2 separate regions of the Homo sapiens genome follow, and region 2 is linked to region 1. A link is an interaction called in ENCODE POLR2A ChIA-PET data of the cell type or tissue named here. Cell type or tissue: A673. All regions are shown on one strand. Links, peaks and the distances in the headings refer to the core of each region. The heading gives the core; the rest is flanking DNA.

Evidence for each region. Peaks named below come from ENCODE experiments on the same cell type or tissue, not always from the same donor. Only the 100,000 strongest peaks of a DNase experiment are listed, where the experiment ranks them.
Region 2: POLR2A ChIA-PET joins it to region 1 with 23 read pairs; 2 of 35 experiments call an interaction of 5 or more read pairs at or near these places.

Annotation. Positions count from the first base shown.
Region 1 is chr12:116,077,834-116,087,881 of GRCh38, reverse strand. The region is part of intron 4 of MED13L (mediator complex subunit 13L); the gene reads left to right. It also overlaps the pseudogene RNU6-1188P. Among named protein-coding and RNA genes, the nearest start is that of MIR620, 66 kb to the left of the region's middle. In A673, for the core only: no CTCF peak of the experiment used is centred there; no DNase peak of the experiment used is centred there.
Region 2 is chr12:116,917,759-116,927,806 of GRCh38, reverse strand. The region is part of intron 1 of FBXW8 (F-box and WD repeat domain containing 8); the gene reads right to left. Among named protein-coding and RNA genes, the nearest start is that of FBXW8, 12 kb to the right of the region's middle. In A673, for the core only: no CTCF peak of the experiment used is centred there; DNase peaks (open chromatin) are centred at 5,106, 7,736 and 8,216; H3K4me3 peaks cover 373 bases; H3K27ac peaks cover 2,444 bases.

The DNA.
Region 1 (10,048 bases), core at 1,106-9,105:
TACCATCTTTTAAAAAATGTATAGACATAAAAGATCTTTATTATATATTTGGAGTTAACATTTATATAAAACCTTTTCCTGATGCACTTTTAGTGCTCTATACAAATGTTTCTTAACAGCCCTTATGAACTTTTTTTTGCAGAATGAGGTAGGATGATGAGAAATGAGACAGACCAGTAAGAGGAAGGAAGGTCTGGGAGGTGACCAAACAAGGCTGAAAGGCAGATGATAGGATTGTAAGGGGAATGGAGGCGATTGAGGGATGGCTGCCTGTTTGATTCGTAGTGTGCTGTTAGTAAATGGGGTCCTTTCTTTGAAAAGTGTGATCACACTTGGTAAAATTTTCTGACTGTGGCATCTGTGTAGCAACTTGGCAGCAGGGGGAAAGCATTGTAGATTAGAGTTAGATTTCAGAACATTTCTCTTTCGACAAGAATATTCATTTCTGGAAAGATGGTTAAGAATACAGTTTCATATTTTTGCTTTTGGTTGACTTTACACTTTTTTTTCTAACATTTTTTTCCTCATTAGTTTAAGGAAACAATTTAAAATGTTAAGAAAAAGATTACATAAATTCTATTAAGCTTGAAATTACTCACTTAAGCTTGCCTTTTTTGTGATGAATTTTATGGTATTGAATAAGATAGCATAAATAAAGTAGCTAATACAGAACCTAACATCTGGTTATTGTGTAATGGTAGCTGTTTGCTATTAGTAGTGAAACTGGTGGTAGTAATATTTAGAAAAAAATAAGGAGAATTTTTTATGATGTTGGTAATTTCTTGTACTAGAGAAAGCTTGCCAATCAAATATTTGTGAATCAGTTTTTATATACACAATTTGCATTAAATAAGGTAGGTGTTTCTACTATAAATCTTTCTACATAATGGCAATATAAGAAATGTCATATCGTATACTGATTTTACCCCTAAAATAATGACATCAGCTGTTTTCTAATTTTAAAGAAGTAGTCTTACCAAATGTTTGAAATCACCATGATTTTGGTATGAATTTGAAAATATGGTGTTTACTAGCATTGTGGTTCTGTTGCTATCCTTTTATGGAGTCAAAGGAAAAAATTTTGAAAATGCATAATGTATATTATAACAATATGACTATTTGTTGTGGAGTGTTAAATGATGTTATAAAAATAAAGCTTTTAAGTATGGTTCGTAGAAATTATTAGATCTGTCTCTGAGAACCTGTTAAGTGTGGCTTGCATGCTTCATTTAGGATTTTATTAACAGTTGTATAAGATTGAAGTATAATAGCTTGATATTTATGGTTAAAGAATATCATGGGGCGGGCACAGTAGCTCACGCCTGTAATCCTAGCACTTTGGGAGGCCGAGACAGGCAGATCACTTGAGGTCGGGAGTTTGAGACCAGCCTGACCAACATGGAGAAACTCCGTCTCTACTAAAAATACAAAATTAGCTGGGCGTGGTGGTGCAAGTCTGTAATCCCAGCTAGTCAGGAGCTGAGGCAGGAGAATCGCTTGAACCCGGGAGGCGGAGGTTGCAGTGAGCTGAGATCCCACTGTTGCATTCAAGCCTGGGCAACAAGAATGAGACTCTTGTCTCAAAAAAAAAAAAAAAAGAATTATCGTGGAAAACTGCTAAATTAAAATACTACATTTTACGGAAACTGTGGAGCTGCCTCCTTGATAGAATGTTAGGTCTGTTTTTGTTGTCTTCTGCCTATGTCTCTTGACTTGTAGTTTCTTTTGTTTCAAATCACTCTGCCCTCGTATATACTTTGGTTAGACTACTTTTGGTGAAGCACTCTCCAATAGAAGAACATAATGTGGTGTCAATTGTGTAGGGATCGCCCAAGCGTTGTCTAGCATTTCTGCTCCCCAGCAGAAGCCATTTTATCCAGCCAGAGTTGTCCTTCACAGTTCTAGCATAGTCTAAACTCATTTTCTCATTGTTCATATTCTTTCTCTCCCACCCACTCTGTCTTCCCTGGCAATTCAAGTTAAATTCCATCTCTCTTCTTTGAGTTGCTCCCCTGAAGTAAGATTTCTGTTTCTTCTGGCATTTTACCTCTAAATTTATCAATAACATGTTTATTCTGCTGTTCTTAATGTCGTGTGTGTGTGTGTGTGTGTGTGTGTGTGTGTGTGAGTGATTTTAATCTTCTCTTGAATTTAGAAGATGAGAATTTAGTCTTTCTCCTTTCCCCATTCCTACATTACTCCTAAATTGAATCTTTAATATAAAATCATTTATTTTAGTTTCCAGTGTACATCATAATTTTACCTTTTTTTCTACTCAGGATCTATAATTCCCAGCACAAAAGGTTGGATTAAACTGAATAGGACATACTTTTCCTTTGTAAATCTATTTCATATGCTTTAGGATCAAAATGGTAAATGAGGTTTGAAAAGTAATCTAACATAAAACAAAAATTGGGTTATGTCATTAAAATAGAAATAGTCTCTTCACCATTCTTATCTTGATGTTAAAAGATGATCTTTTAAACTATTTTCTAATTGGGTTGAGATCTTTGATTCTTATAATTATTGGTTTTGTATGGTTATTTATCAGTGTTATTCATTATTGAGTGGTTTGTTCAAGTTTGAGCAATTGGGCTGTTTGTGACCCTTATTTTACTATGAGTATTTTTTAATAGAAAGCCTACAGTACTGTTGGACTTTGTGCCCTGTCATGCTGGATTGTGAATTGCAATTCTTGTAGTAGAAATAGCCTCAACACATTTTGAGATCTTAAACGTGCTTCATATATAAAGTAGGAATTTGCACACAGAGGACCCTAGAGGGAACATTGTTAGGCAACATTTCAGGGATAATTATGTACTCTTGAAATTGAGTAGTATTGTTTCTTTAGTGTTAACTGTTATTGAGAATGTAGAAAAATAAACGGACATCGCAGTATATATAATTGAAAACAGTTGGCTAAAAGTATGTCCATGTTAACTGAGATTTTAAAAAAATGACTACATATATAGGAGGTACTTATCACTAAAAGGGAATTGGGCTGTTGGCTGGTAAATTTTGGGATTTGTCTCTGTGATTTAAAACATCAGTTTCAGTGTAGCATGTCATCTCCACACCTTCATTTCTACTTCTTTTTTTTTTTTTTTGGCGACAGGGTCCTGCTCTGTCACCCAGGCTGGAGACTGGTGGCTCACTGCAACCTCCGCCTCTTGGGTTCAAGCAATTGTCCTGCTTCAGCCTCCTGAGTAGCTGGGATTACAGGTGCATGCCACCACGCCCGGCTAATTTTTGTATTTTAGAATTTAAGCTTTATATCAGAAAATAGTTCACCTCTTTCAAATAACTTTTTTCTGCTAATGATTTGTTGTGTTCTTGAATAAATAATATTTCTGGGCTTTAATTTCACGATTGAAATATCACACTCAACTGGAATTCTTCAGTGAAAGAAACAAGACATTATGATCTCTCTTAACAATATGTGAAAATAGAAAAATTGGGATTGTATATACTTTTACGTTTGCAACTTTACCTGCAGCCCTCCATTTACCCCTTCTCTGAGAGCATATACTACTGACTTGAACACGAGTATGCTCAGGTAGTAGAATGAATATGTACTGTCGTGCATTATTCCTTGATCATTTCAAGCATGTTTTGTAGGTTCAAAAAGGTAAGTTACCAAAGGACACTTTAAGAGTGGAAAGGCTCACCCTTTTCCCCATCCCTTAGAAACACGTGGTGCTAAAAATACCCAGTAAAAATTGATGAAATCATTAAGTACATTTCAAACTAGAGGATTCTTCCTTTGAGGAATATTACACTGGTAAGTTTGAACATGGCTCAGTGTTTGAAGTACAATACAAGGTATGCTCTATAGATGATGCAGAACCAAGAGTTCTGTATTTGTGCTTTGACTTGCTATAAAATTCAAGCATTACATGTTTCAGAGCTCTCTTAATTCTTCTGGCTACATCATTGTGTAGTCTTCATTTGAGACATTGGCATCCTGTATATTTGATCTCCTTTGATCTCCTTTAACTAAGGAGGAATGCAGGAGTAACTCCTTTGAACACGTCAGGCATTTTCAGAATCAGTTGAAGGTACTGAGGGACCAAATTGTAACTGAGGCTAGGGTGATGCCAGGTGAAGGGAGGCAGAGGAACAGGGGCCAGTTTTCCTGACCCACATGATAAATGCTCAGAATTCTAAATTTTTAGCCCAAGAATTATGACTTTTTGTACGTGCAGCGTTTTCAGGAAGTGATGAACATATGCATTATTACGAGTTTTCCTGATGGATCTGAATTTGCCAACCAGTAGCCTGCTCCTCTGAAAATAAATGACAGAAGTTTCAGACTTTATTATAACTCCCATTCTTAATTACACTCTTAGTGTGCATAATCAAACTGGTCTACTCACCATATGCTATGTTTCTGCTTCTGTGCTTTTCGTTTCTAAACCCTGAGTAGGGATGATGTCCACTTTGTTGCGCAGGTGTTTTTTTTTTTTTTTTTTTTTTTCCCTCGAGACAGTCTCGCTCTGTCTTCCAGGCTGAAGTGCAGTGACGCGATTTTGACTCACTGCAGCCTCCATGCCGGGTTCAAGTGATCCTCATGCCTCAGCCTCCTGAGTAGCTGGGATTATAGGCATGTACCACCATGCCTAGCTAATTTTTGTATTTTTAGTAGAGACAGTTTCGCCAGATGGCCAGGCTGGTCTCGAACTCCTGGCCTCAAGTGATCTACCCAACTTGGCCTCCCAAAGTGCTGGGATTACAGGTATGAGCCACCACGCCTGGCCTGCACAAGATTAAATGAGATAATAAATGTAAATGACTGAATGAATGACTAGATAAATCTTTGAAAGCCTGTTTCATAAATTTTTCTTGGTTCTCATAGTACCTTATGCAGTTTTCTGAATCAAACCTATCAACTTGTCAAAATTAAATGATCCTAATTTAGGGATAGTAGTGTGTAACATTTTATTATTCCTCTTTCAAATCATTTGATGTTGTTTACATGTATTCAGGTCCTTTGTTCTATAAATCATTCATTAAAAGCAGATGCTGGAACTCCCATAACATTCCCTCCCTTAGATCAAATGTTTTCAGAGGTTTGACTTTGGTCTTATATTCATATGTAGTTGTAAAGAGGCCTGTTGACTATTAGGACCCACTACAAGTGTGGTAGTCCATTTTCAATATTTCACATATAATATGGAGTTCTTTTTTTTTTCTTTTTATAATTTTAAAAATGTGGATTGCTTCATGAATTTGCATGTCATCGTTGTGCAGGGGCCATGTTAATCTTTTCTGTAGGGTTCCAATTTTTGTGTATATGCTTCTGAAGCGAACAAGAGGAAGTTCTAAGTAGTGCTGAGCCAAGTATCTTTAATAGTAAGATGAGAGAGCAACTCTGGGTAATAACGGAGGCAGCCTAGGTGAAAAGCAACCCAGGCAGAAGTGGATCCAGAGTCAGTTATCAGGTGAGGAAAGAAGCAAGTTCCTTACAAACCACCAACACTTCTATATATTTTTTCTCATTTGGATGGACATGATTCAACACATGTAGAGACATATTTACTCATTTGCTTTTTACTTTGCTTGCTCCTCACCTGTTCCTCATAAGTATACCCCCAAAAGTGAAAGTTTTTCCCCTTCTTAGGCACTTGTCACTTCTGTAGCTTGAAATGAAAAGAGTGATCTAGATAAGAATGTTTGACATGAAATAAAGAAAATTAGAAAGAATAAGTGGAAAATTGGGAGTAAAATAAGTTGTTATCTCTATATTTAGTTTACTGGCATAGTCTGTCATTGGAAGTAACTAATTATACAAATATTGCCATTTATTCTTTTGTCCTTAGCCTTCTATTTAATGAAGTACTAAAATGTTTCTTTGGAGGGAATTTAATTCTATATCACTCACTCATTCACTTTTTTAAACTTCATTAATAGCACTTTTAAAAAAAAAATGTATTCATAGATCATCCCAAACATTTAAACAAGTCTATTGTGTATTTTTCTGATTATAAAAGGATTGAATGCATTTATTATTTTTTTGAGACAGGTTCTCATTCTGCTGCCCAGGCTGGAGTGCAGTGGCAGGATCACAGCTCACTGCAGCCGCAACTTTCTGGGCTCAGGTGATCCTTCCACCTCAATCACATTAGTAGCTGGGACTATAGGCATGTGCCACCATGTCTGGCTAATTTTTGTATTTTTTGTAGAGACAGGGTCTCATTATGTTTCCCGGGCTGGTCTCAAACTCAAGTGCCTTGGCCTTCCAAAGTGCTGGGATTACAGATGTGTGCCACTGTGCCCAGCCTGAATATATTTATTAAATGTTAGAAAATGTTGAAAACCACATAGACTTATAAGATAGTTGAATTATATTCTAACATATAGGTATATCCACTATTTTAATACAGGAGTATGTGTAGAATCTTTTTTTATGCTATATGTATTCTTATACATACATTCCTCCAAAGTACTTGGTAGTTAGTGAAATCTTTAAATTTTGGCTTTTAAAAATAGTTATTTCTAGATATACTAGAAAAGGACTTCAGCATCCTAAAGTACAGTTTACAAAAAGACAAAATTAGCATCGTAATGCAAATACGAAACAAATAATTGCCAAACATTTTCATAACTCTTTAATTAGTGAGGGAACAGGTATGATGTTAAAAGCAGTTTAAGGAGCATTAGACTAGTTAGGACTTTATAGGAAATGTATAAAAGAATATAAGGATAAGATTGCTGAGTTAGTTACAAAAGTGGTTAATGTCCTGAGGAGTGCAAGCCATAATAGGGGCTCTCTCTTTGTCAGGACAGAAACTGTTTCTACTATCCACAAATATACAAATTAATGTAAAACCTCACTAAATTTGTGACCTTTAAAGAACAGTGAAATGTGGATTGTGCAAAGTATGTTCCCTTAAATCAGAAGTTCCTGAACTTTATTGTTTTTATAGTGCCCTAGGAATACCTTCGTATTCCTATAGGCCAAAAGAAATACCTAACAGTTCTAGTTACTAAGTACAAATAATAAGTATTTATGTACTGATAACTTAGTAACTGTTTCAACAAATAATGCACATACTGCAGTGAAACAATAAAATTTATTCTTAAATAGCCGCAGTTGCTTGTTAACAGGATGTATATGCCTGGTGAGCACTGCACAACTCAAACCAAAGAATCAGGCTGGAAATCACTACTGTTATTTTCTATCTGCATTGATTTTACTTTGTATCACAGCTACCACGGAAAAAACGTTTCACAAATATTTGACTTCATTGAAGGTAAGGTAGTACAGTCTAATACTGAAACTGTGAACTTGAGCTAGTAGTTTGCATGTTCTCTGACAAATGTTACTTTGATTTCCTAAGAAATTGAGAATGTCCTATAGTACCCTTGTGAATTTGCTGCAGTGTTCTGGGGTGCTTTGGTACATGGTTTGGGAACCTGAGGGCTACATGATCCTCAGATGTGCCTTTCTCTCTATATGGCATTGAAAGGACAAGCTGTCCTCCTTTCACCTTATTTCAAACTTTTGAATAAAATTTCTTAAGTATCTTGGGGAACTTCTAATTGTTATAGTTATTTTTGTCACATTTTTATTTTAAATTGCATGCTGGATGGTGTTAGTCTCACTGATTGTCCAAGTATATTCTCTACTCTGTTTATCCAAACCCTGCCAAGTATATAAAGAAGGTCAGCCCCTTGTGCCCAATTGTTCTTGTTGACTAATTGATCATGCCACTGTGTTGCACTCAAGTTACAATATAGCACAAGGGTGTCCAACCTTTTGGCTTCCCTGGGCCATATTGGAAGAAGAAGAATTGTCTTGGGCCATACATGAAATATACTAGCACTAATGGTAGCTAATGAGCTAAAAAAAAAAAAAAACCTCAAATGTTTTAAGAAAGTTTATGAATTTGTGTTGGGTTGCATTCAAAGCTGTTCTGGGCCACATGCGGCCCATGGTTTACGGGTTGGACAAGCTTGGTATAGCTTATTCCATAACTTTCAGATCTCAGAACACCTGTTAACAAAATTGAGGACCCCAGGATGCTTTTGTTTATGTGGATTCTTATCAATATTTATGATAAAATATTCAAATGGAGGAAATTTGGAAGGCTGAGGCTGGTGAATCGCTTGAGCCCAGGAATTCGAGACCAGCCTAGGCAACATGGTAAAACCCTGTCTCTACAAAAAGAATACCAATATTAGCTGTGGTGGTACACGCTTGTAGTCCCAGCTACTTGAGGAGCTGAGGCAGGAGGATCGCTTGAGCCCACGAGGTCAAGGCTGCAATGAGCGGTGATCACGCCACTGTACTCCAGCCTGGGTGACAGAGACCCTGTCGCAAAAACATAAATAATAATAATAAAATGAATAAAAAGGCTGGGTGCGACAGCTCATGCTCGTAATCTGAGCCCTTTGGGAGGCCAAGGCAGGAGAATCCCTTGAGCCTAGGAGTTCGAGACCAGCCTGAGCAATATAGTGAGACCCCCCCTCCCCCATCTCTGCAAAAGGTTAAAGTTAGCTGGGCATGGTGTTGTGTACCTGTAGTCCCAGCTACTTGGGAGGCTGAGGTGGGAGGACTGCTTGATCCTGGGAGATTGAGGCTGCAGTGAGCTATAATTATACCACTGCCAGTCTGGGTGACAGAGCGAGACCATCTCAAAAAAACCCACCACCACCACCACCACCAAATAAAACTGAGGAAAGTTATGTCTGACTTTTAAAATAGTAATAATAATAAACCCACTGCATGTTAACATAAATGATTATATTTTAACTAAAATGACTATATTTTAAAGCAATGTAGTAAGAATAATGGCACTGTTTTTGCAAATTTCTTTAATATCTGGCTTAAGTGAATACAGCTGTGTTGTAGTCTTTTGACGTCACAATTCCATGTAGCCTCTGGAAAACTCCACTGTACACTTGGAGAAAGAGTGAAAAAGATAAATAATATCTTGATGTCATTCTGAAATAGTTTTGACCTGCTGCCTGCATGGAGTGGAGTTTTATATTCTTTTTAAAATTTTTAGTCTTTTTTAAATTCTTTTTCTTTTGCTCTAGGATACATATCATGAGATTTTATATTCTTAGACAATTTCAAAGTAGATGTGGTTTGTATGCATTTTACTTTTAGGAGGGGCAGGTGAACTTTTATTGTAAAGGACCAGATAATTAGTATTTTTGGCTTTGTAGGGTATATGGGCTCTGGCAAATCTAGTCAGGTCTCACATTGTACTGAGAAAGCAGCCATAGATGATATGTAAGCAAAGAGGCATAGGTTGTTCCAATAAAGCTTTATTTACAAGAAATGGGTGGCAGGATGTAATTTGCCTTGGGGTTATAATTTGCTGAACTCTGGTCTTAAGAGGGATATTAGTGTTCAGAGAAGTTAAGTCATAAGCTGAGAACCACGCATCTACAAAGTCTAGGATCTTGGATTTAAATTCAGGCCTTTCCAGGTTCATAACCACTATTTTTTCAGTTATTTATTCTGCTTTCACTAATAAAGTTAATGTTTATAATTATATGTAGAAATGATTATGTAGAAATTATATGTAGAAATTAAATTATATGTAGAAATGATTATGAATTATAAAGTGTTAAAATAATTTATCTCTTTACAAAATTGCATAGAGACTGGCATTTAGAATTACCCAAGAAATGATTGGATGAATGTTTGAGTCTTTATCATAATAATTCATATGCACAGCAGAGCATTTTAATTGTTTTTCTTCCTTCCTTTTTTTTTTTTTTTTTTTGAGACAGAGTCTTACTCTGTCGCCCAGGCTGGAGTGCAGTGGTGTGATCTCAGCTCAGCAACCTCTGACTCCCGGGTTCAAGCAATTCTTGTGCCTCAGCCTCCCGAGTAGCTGGGATTACAGTTAGGTGCCACCATGCCCGGCTAATGTTTTGTATTTTTAGTAGAGACCATCTTGGCCAGGCTGGTCTTGAGCTGCTGACCGTAAGTGATCTACACGCCTCGGCCTCCCAAAGTGTTGGGATTACAGGCGTGAGCCACAGTGCCCGGCCAATTATTTTATTAATTTACTAAAGTATGTATACCTAA
Region 2 (10,048 bases), core at 617-8,616, 840 kb before region 1:
TCACTCCTTATATTCACTTAGGAAACCCATATGACCATTTCCCATGGTGCTTCACAAAGCAGCAGGGGTGCTATCTTCCAGCCTGGTATACGGCACAGGAATCACCGTCAAGGTCTGTGGAAAGCCTCCTGACCTCTAAGGAAAGGTGAGCAGCAGGCGGCCAAGAAAGTGAGGCTTGAAATCAGGGAGGCCACCCCTCTTCCCAGGACAACCACCACTACTCTCAACTAGGAAGGGAGTGAGCACACACAGCTAGAGAAAAGCTGCTCTAGGTCACTAAGGGGTTTTCACTGGGAAAAGAACAGGGCTATAAACATGAGCAAAAAGTAAACAAGTAGACACTGCTCTTGATGGAGATGAACGCCACCTCTCCTTGGCCACTGGAGAAGTGCAAGGTTTCCTAATGCTCTCAGGGGCTTACACTGGTTAACCTGAGCGGGCCAGTGCAAACAAAGCAGTTCTTCTTCGGTGTCATTTATTAATGCAGAGAAATCAGAGCTCGCCTGCCTTTGGATAAGCAATTAGAGATGAGGTAACGGGCTTTATTTGAGAGATAAGGCTGTCATTGACGATCCTGGTAGCACAAAGAAATATGAGTGTGAAACAGAAAAAAAGCCAAGTGTATGTATGTATGTACCCCTCTGCCTGTTCCCAATCCACCTGCCAAAGCTCACTTTGGTATGTGCTTCTGCAAAGCTAGGAAAAGCTTCACTCTGTGTCCCAACAGCACTCGCTTAATAAAATCCATTTTTAATAAGCTTTGGCTGACATCAGTGACTTACTGCTTACAAGCGAATTGTTAATTCACCACTCAAATACAGCGGTCTTATGTATTGCAAGGCTGCTGTCTCAAAACAAAAAAAAAATCACCTCAATGTTTTTAAGGGAGTCCAAGCACTGATTTAGACCCTACCAAGACTCACAGTAAAGATTTTTCTGGAATGAAGTTTCTGTTCATCTAGAAGTCTCGGGGCTAAAAGACAGCCCAGAGCATAAAAAGGAAATGTGGTATTTAACTGCAAAAACAGTGCAAAGGATGAAGGCCAAAAGGGATCTCTGGAGGAAAAAAAGAGTAAGAGCTGACAGCTCTCTGTGGGCAAAGAGAAGGAACAGAATGTTAAATCAAGAGAGAAATTTTGACCATACAGAAAAAAACAGGAAAAAAAATCTGCAATTGTAATTAGAAGGCTCAGGGGTGCTTGCCTAAAAAAATAATGGAAAGTCATTGGTTTAATGTCAGGCTCCATCCCCTCCCACAACTAATTGGCTTCACTCATCAAGAAAAAGAGGCATCACTTTCTCTCTCGGCCCAGATACAACTTGAGACTCCTGCAATCAACACTGGAGGGAGTCACTGCTTGCCAAGGAAAGCCACACTCACGAAGAAACTTTCATTTGCAATCGTGGTCTTCCTCCTGCTTTCTTTTTTGGATTATTTTGACATTGTGGAGAGGCCTACTTTACCTACTTGGTAAAGAAACAAGAGAAAAATGTTCCTTATCCTCCTACAACCAGAACAAAGGCAAGGAAAAGCCCGCATTCATTGAAACTGAAGTCTCATCTAGCCTTTCACTGTTAGAGACTTGCAGGCATTGCTTTCTTCAATTGGTTCCACTTAAGACTCACTAGGAACTGGTGTCTGGACTTGATGCTATTCTGATGAGGCAAAGGACATCATCATCTTTGTTTTTAGCTGTTCTAGTGCAGAAAAGTCTTACCTCTAGTAACAGGAGCCTTCTGTCTTTTGCCTACTCAGCTGGCCTGGCCTCCATCCTCATCATGGAAGACAATGCCCGTATCTTGGCATCACCCTAGCCCTGCCACCAGTATCCTTGATCCCAACCACCATAATCCCTGGGATGCAACCCAGCATGGAGGTTCAGAGCAAAGATTCAAACTGATACACCTGTTCAGTCACCTTACCAACAAGCCACCAGGCTAAGTGCATCTGTGCTTTCTCATCTGTAAAAGAGATATAACCACTCTATGAAATAGGTATGCTATTAAGAATAAAAATGAGACCTCATGCTGGTCTCACTGTTAATGCATGCATTATGATGGTTCTTGATCATTTACAAGTTCTGAAGGGCAACCACTGTTTCAAAGCATTGAATTGTAATTTTGTAAACGACATTACACAGCCAAACTTTTTTTAAAAAAAAGTCACTGTGCTCTCAGAATTATGATCTAAACTCCAAAAGAGATCAAGTCCCAGACTTTCATGTAGATGACCTTCCATGTTGGTAACCACTGGAAAATGGCAGGGAAAAAAAAGAAACCAATACACTAACGGAAGGTCCATATCTTAAGAAATATGTAGACTCCTCCAAGGTGAGGAGACCAAATGCTCAAGTTTCATGCCGCACACTTAGAGTAATTCTGGCAACATATTCTATCAATGGTCCTTGCCATAGATACTGCAGTGGGTCACTCAGATCCCGCTTCCGGTCCCACTCATTCCCCTAGATGAAAATGCTGCCTGCTGTTGACTCACAGCTGAGTCCCTTCCTAGGCAATGCCTTTGGCCAAACAAGCTGACTCACCCAGGTTGCATCCCCTCCCACCCCACTAAGGCAGCCTGTATCCAATGACTAGTCCATGGCTGGGTACAAAGGCCTGGCCCCCTTGCTCAGTTCAGGACCTCTCTGAAAGGAAAACCCACTAAACCACCTACATGCAAATCTCCATTTCAGAATCTATTTTTTGAAAAGTTCAATCTTTTTTTTTTTTAACCAAAGTGATAGACATGACCCACGATAGTCCTGTGTTCAATATATTCCCAAGGTTTCTTAAGCACACCTCCAGAGACATTAGTCTAGGTAAGCTACTTCCTCTCCCCTACTTGAGGAGGATACTAGAATGCAGGTAAATGAGTGACATCACTCCACCAGACAAACCAGAGTAAATTCAAGGTTTAGTAACTAATTCATCAACTTCAGTTTGTTATTATTGGAAATATCATTTGAGAAACACCTTACAAGAGGCAGAGTTGTGAGCATATTTGGCCCTGTGGTTGAAAACACACCTCTTTTATTAGTGTGCATGATCTGACAAGGATATGAAGCCACATCCTGGACAAAAGCTGTGGTCTAGTAACCACATAAATCCTACTACTGTCGGGCAGCAGAATGTCTTAGGCACTCTGATTGGGTACTTCCCACAGTTCATAAATGTAGGTTAAAAACACTACTTGCTACTAGTGTGCAGAGAAATACCTTGTTATCTAAAACACACTATCAGACAGAGGTTGGTTAATGGATATAAAAGTGCAGCTAGACAGGAGGAATGAGTTCTGGTTCTCTGTGGCACTACAGGTTGACTATAATTCACAACAATTTATTGTATATTTTCAAATAGCTAGAAGAACAGATTTTGAATGTTTACAACACAAATAATAAACGTTTTAGGTGATGGATACATTAATTACCCTGATTTGGTCAATATACATTGTATACATATATGACACCGTGCCCCATAAATATGTACAATTATAATGTGTCCATTAAAAATAAATAAATAAAGATGCTATCAGTGTTCCACCTAGACTACTGCGAAGCACATAGCCATCCAAAAAGTTATGGGCCACGTTAACCCAACTCTACACTGACTTAAAAACATGAAAATGGACAACACTGACTTAAAAACATGAAAATGGACAACCTGTCATTTCAGAAACAAAGATATTCCAAGAAGAAGGAAAAGGAATTAAAGACATTAGAAATATTAAAATAGAGAAATCTGGTCAAACTATAAAAATATCAACATGGCTACAATATTTAGAGAAAGTAATTTTGGGCCGGGTGCAGTGGCTCACGCCTGTAATCCCAGCACTTTGGGAGGCCGAGGCAGGCGGATCACGAGGTCAGGAGATGGAGATCATCCTGGCTAACATGGTGAAACCCCGTCTCTAATAAAAAAATTAGCCGGGCCTGGTGGCAGGCGCCTGTAGTCCCAGTTACTCAGGAGGCTTAAGTAGAAGAACGGCGTGAACTTGGGAGGCGGAGCTTGCAGTGAGCCGAGATCGCGCCACTGCACTCCAGCCCGGGCGACAGAGCAAGACTCCGTCTCAAAATAAATAAATAAATAAATTAATTAATTAATTAAAAATACAAAAAATTAGCCGGGTGTGGTGGCAGGCGCCTGTAGTCCCAGCTACTCGAGAGGCTGAGCCAGGAGAATGGCGTGAACCCGGCAGGCAGAGCTTACAGTGAGCCGAGATCGCGCCACTGCACTCCAGCCTGGGTGACAGAGCGAGCGAGACTCTGTCTCAAAACAAAAAAAAAAAGAAAATAATTTTGCAGTAGTTGAATAGCTCTCAGCAATGTGAGACTGGCCAAATTTATTCTATAGGAAACCAATAAATTCAAAATATTAGTATTCCTTCAATGTTAAGGAAAAGTATCTGTTTGATAACATACAACCTTGCTTTTAATTCTTTGACAATGTCTCAGATATCGATTCTCTACCACTATTGGGGACTTTCGTCCTGTATTACACATTAAAATCACCTGTGGAATTTAAAAAAAAAAATGCCAAGGGCCCTACCAAGACCTACTGCCCTGAATTTCCAGGGTTAGGGCTCAAGCACCTCCTTTTCTTTTGAGACAGAGTCTCGCTCTGTCGCCCAGTCTGGAGTGCAGTGGCACGATCCTGGCTCAATGAAACCTCTGCCTCCCAGGTTCAAGCGATTCTCATGCCTCAGCCTCCCAAGTAGCTGAGATTACAGGCACACATCACCACATCTAGCTAATTTTTGTATTTTTTAGTAGAGACAGGGTTTTGTCATGTTGGCCAGGCTAGTCTCGAACTCTCGGCCTCCACCTGCCTTGGCCTCTCAGAGTGCTGGGATTACAGGCATGAGCCACTGCACCCGGCCTCAAGCACCTCTTTCTCAGGCGATCCTCATGCACACTAAAAGTTGAGAACACAACCATACATCATAGGCAGATATAAAAATCTATCCATCCCCTTTTTCCTAGTCAAGGGAAAAAAAACACACACACACACACTCAAAGGGGTCATATTACTTATTTAATTTAAAGTCAGTGAATACTAGATTTTCCCAAAGTCTACTGGACTTACTCCAAAAACACTGAGAGAAATTGCAAAGAGATCCATCCCCAGGGAGGCTGATTTGTATTCCTATGTGCTAATGTAAGACTAATTCTGTAAATGGATTGGTTTTGTGCCTTACTGTTAGAAATTTAATCTGTCTTCTCTTGTTTAATAGAAGAACAGATAATTACTAAGAGCCAAAGCAGTAAAAAGTGAAGAAACTGACTTAAGGTTTTTGTTCCCAATGTACATCTCCAGGGCAAAGAGGACATGAAAGATCTCTCTGGGTGGTGGTTTAAGAAACTGAGAAAAGCACCTTGAGTTCAAAGAAGAGATTTGCAATAACATTTTTACTAAATCTATGACTGAAACTAGTTTCTTTAGGCGTTTATCTCAACTTTCCATGTACTGCAAAAGCTGAGTGGAGTAGACCCACACAATCTCAATCAGAAGAAATAGATGAGTTTCAGTTTCACCTGTGTCTTCTTTGAGAAGAAAAAAACTGGTTGGCTGGGGGAAAAAGGTCTGAAAGGCAGTCGAGATAAATAAGCATCCATTTATAATCCACAATTTGTCTCGAAATATATATTCTTATATACAAAAAGAAAAAAAGTCAGAAATAGGCCAGGCACAGTGGCTCATATCTGTAATCCCAACACTTTGGGTGATTGAGATAGACAGATCATTAGGGGCCAGGAGTTCAAGACCAGCCCAGGTAACATAGTGAGACACTGTCTCTAGACAAAATAAAAATAAATGAGCCAGGTGTGGTGGCATGCACCTGTAGTTCCAGCTACTTAGGAGGCTGAGGTGGGAGGATAGCTTGAGTATGGGAGGTCAAGGCTACAGAGCCATGATCACACCACTGCACTCCAGCCTAGGCAAAAGCGAGAGAGAGCCTGTCTAAAAAAAAAAAAAAAAAAAAAAAAGTCAGAAATACACCAAAATGTTAACAATGGTAGCCTCTAAGCAATTATATTACTAAAGACTTTTATTTTCTTCTATTCTTCTGAATTTCCTAAATATTTCTACAGTGAGCACATGATATTTTCACAGACACAGAAAAGCAACACATTTTTAAAGTAAGGTAACTTATGTTCAAAATACTATCTAAATTCAGGGCCACACCAGGTGCTAGGGGGAGGGAGGTGCTGTTAGCAAGTATATAAGAAATGGTCTACACTCAAAGAGCTAAAATCTTTTATAGAGGTAAGTCATTGTCACGTAAAATGAAATACAGGAGACTACAACAGGCAATATAGATCGTCCCCTAAGGTACTCCAAAGTTCATTAGTAAGCCAGCCATATAGAAGCTGGAAAACATTTCTCCAAACAAACAATGCTACAAAGAGCGGCTAAGCTCCCAAGCAGTCCACAAAAAAACAATTCGTCTCTTAACATTTAACCTAATCCCCATGCCTAGCTATGAGGAAGAGCAAAAGGTATTCAATAAATGTTTGTTGATCACATGTGCGGGTGATATAAGTGAACTATAATACTATAGAATCTAACCAGCTCAGTGCATTGCACACAGTAGATGCACAATAAATGTCCATGGAATTTGATTTATCCTTTTTTTACGAGAATAGGCTTTCCAGCTTCAAGACATATTCTCACTCTCCTGGGGACTCTGGCAAGGAAAGAAGGTAGAAGATGCCAATCTAAAGAAATGCAAGTGCTGGGGGAAATCCCAGGAGGCTGGGTGTGGTGGTGAAGGAGGGTGGTGTGAAGCAAAATGGGCTGGGCCTCTGCTTTGAGCCCCCTTTTAGTCTAAACTGGGATCTGAGCTTTAGGACATGGCGAGGAGAGAAGACAGGAAGAGGAGAAGCTTCAGGTCCCAGAGGGGTACCACAGTGGGTGTGGTTTTTGAAACCACAGTGGGTTTGTGAAAAGAGTAAAGATGTTCACATTAAGGGTCCCAAACACTGCAGGCACATTCCCACCATCAGGATTGGCTATAGAATTTGGGGGGCCTGTTGGTCACAAATGATTAAGATCATTACAAATGATCAAGGCAACAGAGCATTAAACTAAGTGCGGGTCCTGGTCACCACAGAACCTTTGCACTTGCCCGTCTTGGCCTAGAATCCCCTCCCCCAGATCTCTGTATGTTCACTCCTCACCTCCTTTAGGTTCTCCATGAAATGTGACCTTCCCAGAAAGACCCTGTTGGACAGCACTATTTAAAATTACAGCCCCTCCCCTGGCAGATACACTCTATCCTGTCTGCTTATTTCTTCTCCAGAACATTTATTTATTACCTGACAATTATTTGTCCATTGTCTAACTCCCTCTTCCCCAGAATGTAAGTTACACAAGGGCACAGGCTTTTTTCTGCCTTGTTCAATGCTATATTCTCAGTGCCTGGAACAGTGGCTGGTACCAAGAAGACACTTAATAAATATTTGTGGGATATGAATGAAACCCAAGCTGCTTCAAGCAGCAGACCGTTCCAACAAAGACCGCATGTAAGTCACAAGTTGTTCTAGTATACACAGGCATCATTTCAAAAGGTTCGTAAGTGGAGGCCTGCTAATTCACGAATAACATGAAAAAATGAACAGCACTGAGGATAAGAACTTTTTAGTTGGGGGAAAGGGAGAAATTTGGGCTGGAGAAATCACGGAAGAATTAACACAGGAGACAGAACTCAAGCTGAGCTTTAAAAGGCAGGCAAAGAACAGGAAAGAGGAAAGGAAGTTATTCCAGTTAAGTCAATTCATGAGTACACATTTGGTTTGGTTTGCTGTCTCACTGCATATTAGCCAGAAGAAAAGTGTTCACATTAGGGAGCTTACTTATTTGTGTTTAACTTAAAAACAGAAGAAGGTTAAGCCATTAAATCTATCTTGTTGGCAACACAGATGCAGGATCTGACAGGTTAAATATTGACATGGTGAGTGATAAATATTGGCCAGCAGTATTAAAACTTTCAGCAGACCTAAAACTCCATATCTTAACCTGGAAGGATGCTTTGAATGTTCAAGGGTTCTAACAATCATAGAGCCTTTATAAAGTCGCAGTCAGAAGCAGCAATTTTGCCCACATTATTTCAACTCAACAAACATAGATAGGGCCCCTACTGTACTAGTAAGGCAGGTGGAGTTAGAACAGTAAGGCAACAGATCCTGCCCTCCAGGGATTCACAAGAGGCGGAAGCTAAGGGCTTATCGGTGATAAGCTTCAGTAAAGAGGAAGTAAAATAGCATAGCAAACTCTGAGTACTAACGATAATGGCACCAGCTTACATTTATTGGGCCCTTACTGTACTCCAGGCTCAGTGCTAAGTTCCATGCCTATTTCATTGCCTCTTCACGAGATAGGTACTAACATCATCATCATTTGACAGCTAAGGCAGGGGAAATTAACTTGCCCAAGGCAAACTGGTAACAGCAGAGCCAGAATCTGAACTCAGGTCTGCTTGACTGCAGAGCCCAGCCCCATAGCCAAGACTGTCCTGACTCCATTAATGTCATTCTTTTAGTTAAAAGAAACAAGACTTTAGGCTCTCTGAGGACAAGGAGCCATTCTGTTTACTGCTGATTCCCCAGCACTGAGCTGATCAATGAATATATGTTGGATGAACAGAAAACACAGTCGTCCCCCCTTATCCGCGGTTTTGCTTTCCATAGCATCAGTTACTTACAGTACAGTATTATGAGAGCCCACATTCATATAACATTATAGTATACTGTTGTAATTGTTCTATTTTGTTGTTGCTGTTAATCTCTTACTGTGCCTTGTTTATAAACTTTATCATTGCTCTGTGTATATAGGAAAAAAAAACATGGCATATACAGGGTTCAGTACTATCTGCATTTTCAAGCACCCACCGGGGGTCTTGAAATGTATCTCCAGTGGATAAGGTGGGACTACTGTATTCTCAGTTAGTGCTGCGTCACACACCCACCTAAAATGGATATCAGTTATTGCTCTTTTTTCCTGCCCAACATCCACTTCCTCTATTTAGGAAACCATCCCACTCCCACTCTTAGTCAACACAATTTAGGCAGAGCTGACCTCACCTTCATCTTCAGGAATGGGCAATGGATTCGAGTCTGAACAATTTGAATCAGTGATTGGCTGAAAGGTGGACACATGACCCAGTTTGCAGCAATGGGAATTTAGGTTCATGACTTGCAGCTCTCTTTCCCTTGAGTTGCTAAGCAGATAGAAGACTAGAGTTGCTGGTAGCCATTTTTCCCCAAGAGGAAAGCCTGTCTGTGAATAAAGTCAACAAAAGGAAAGCAGGATTAAGAGAAGGCAAATCCTACTTACCTTAGGTAAGCACCCAGAACAAACATTACCACCTGGAATTTTCAGTTACAGGAATCAATAGATTCCAGTTTGGGTTTTTAAGCCAGTTTGGGTTGGGTGCTTGTTGCCTGCAGCCCAGAGTCCTGATACACCACCTAAATAAAAATGGAGCCCAAGCAAGTTGGTATCACAGCCACTCCACTGAAGAAAGCAGCACACTTGCAATTATACTCAGGTATATCCACTATCTCCAAGAAGCCTGGGTTTATGAACAGAGGAGAAGAGAAGACAACAGAGAAAGTGCCTACTGCCTCTGAAATTCTGACCAGGGATGTGTTCTTTCACTAGTTTACTTATACTAAGAACTCTATCAGGTGCCAACTGAGGTATTCCCAACTCATCACCTAAAAAGAGATGGCTGCTAAGTGCTATTACTAAAAGCTTCATAAAACATGAGGCTTGGGAGGAGTCCTGCGTTGTTTTTTTTTTGTTTTTTTTTTTTTGAGGTGGAGTCTTGCTCTGTCACCCAGGCTGGAGTGCAGTGGCGCAATCTCGGCTCACTGCAACCTCTGCTTCCCGGGTTCAAGCAATTCTTCTGCCTCAGCCTCCCCAGTAGCTGGGACTACAGGCACGTGCCACCACACCCGGCTAATTATTGTATTTTTTAGTAGAGACAGGGTTTCACCGTCTTAGCCAGGATGGTCTTGATCTCCTGACCTCGTGATCCATCCACCTC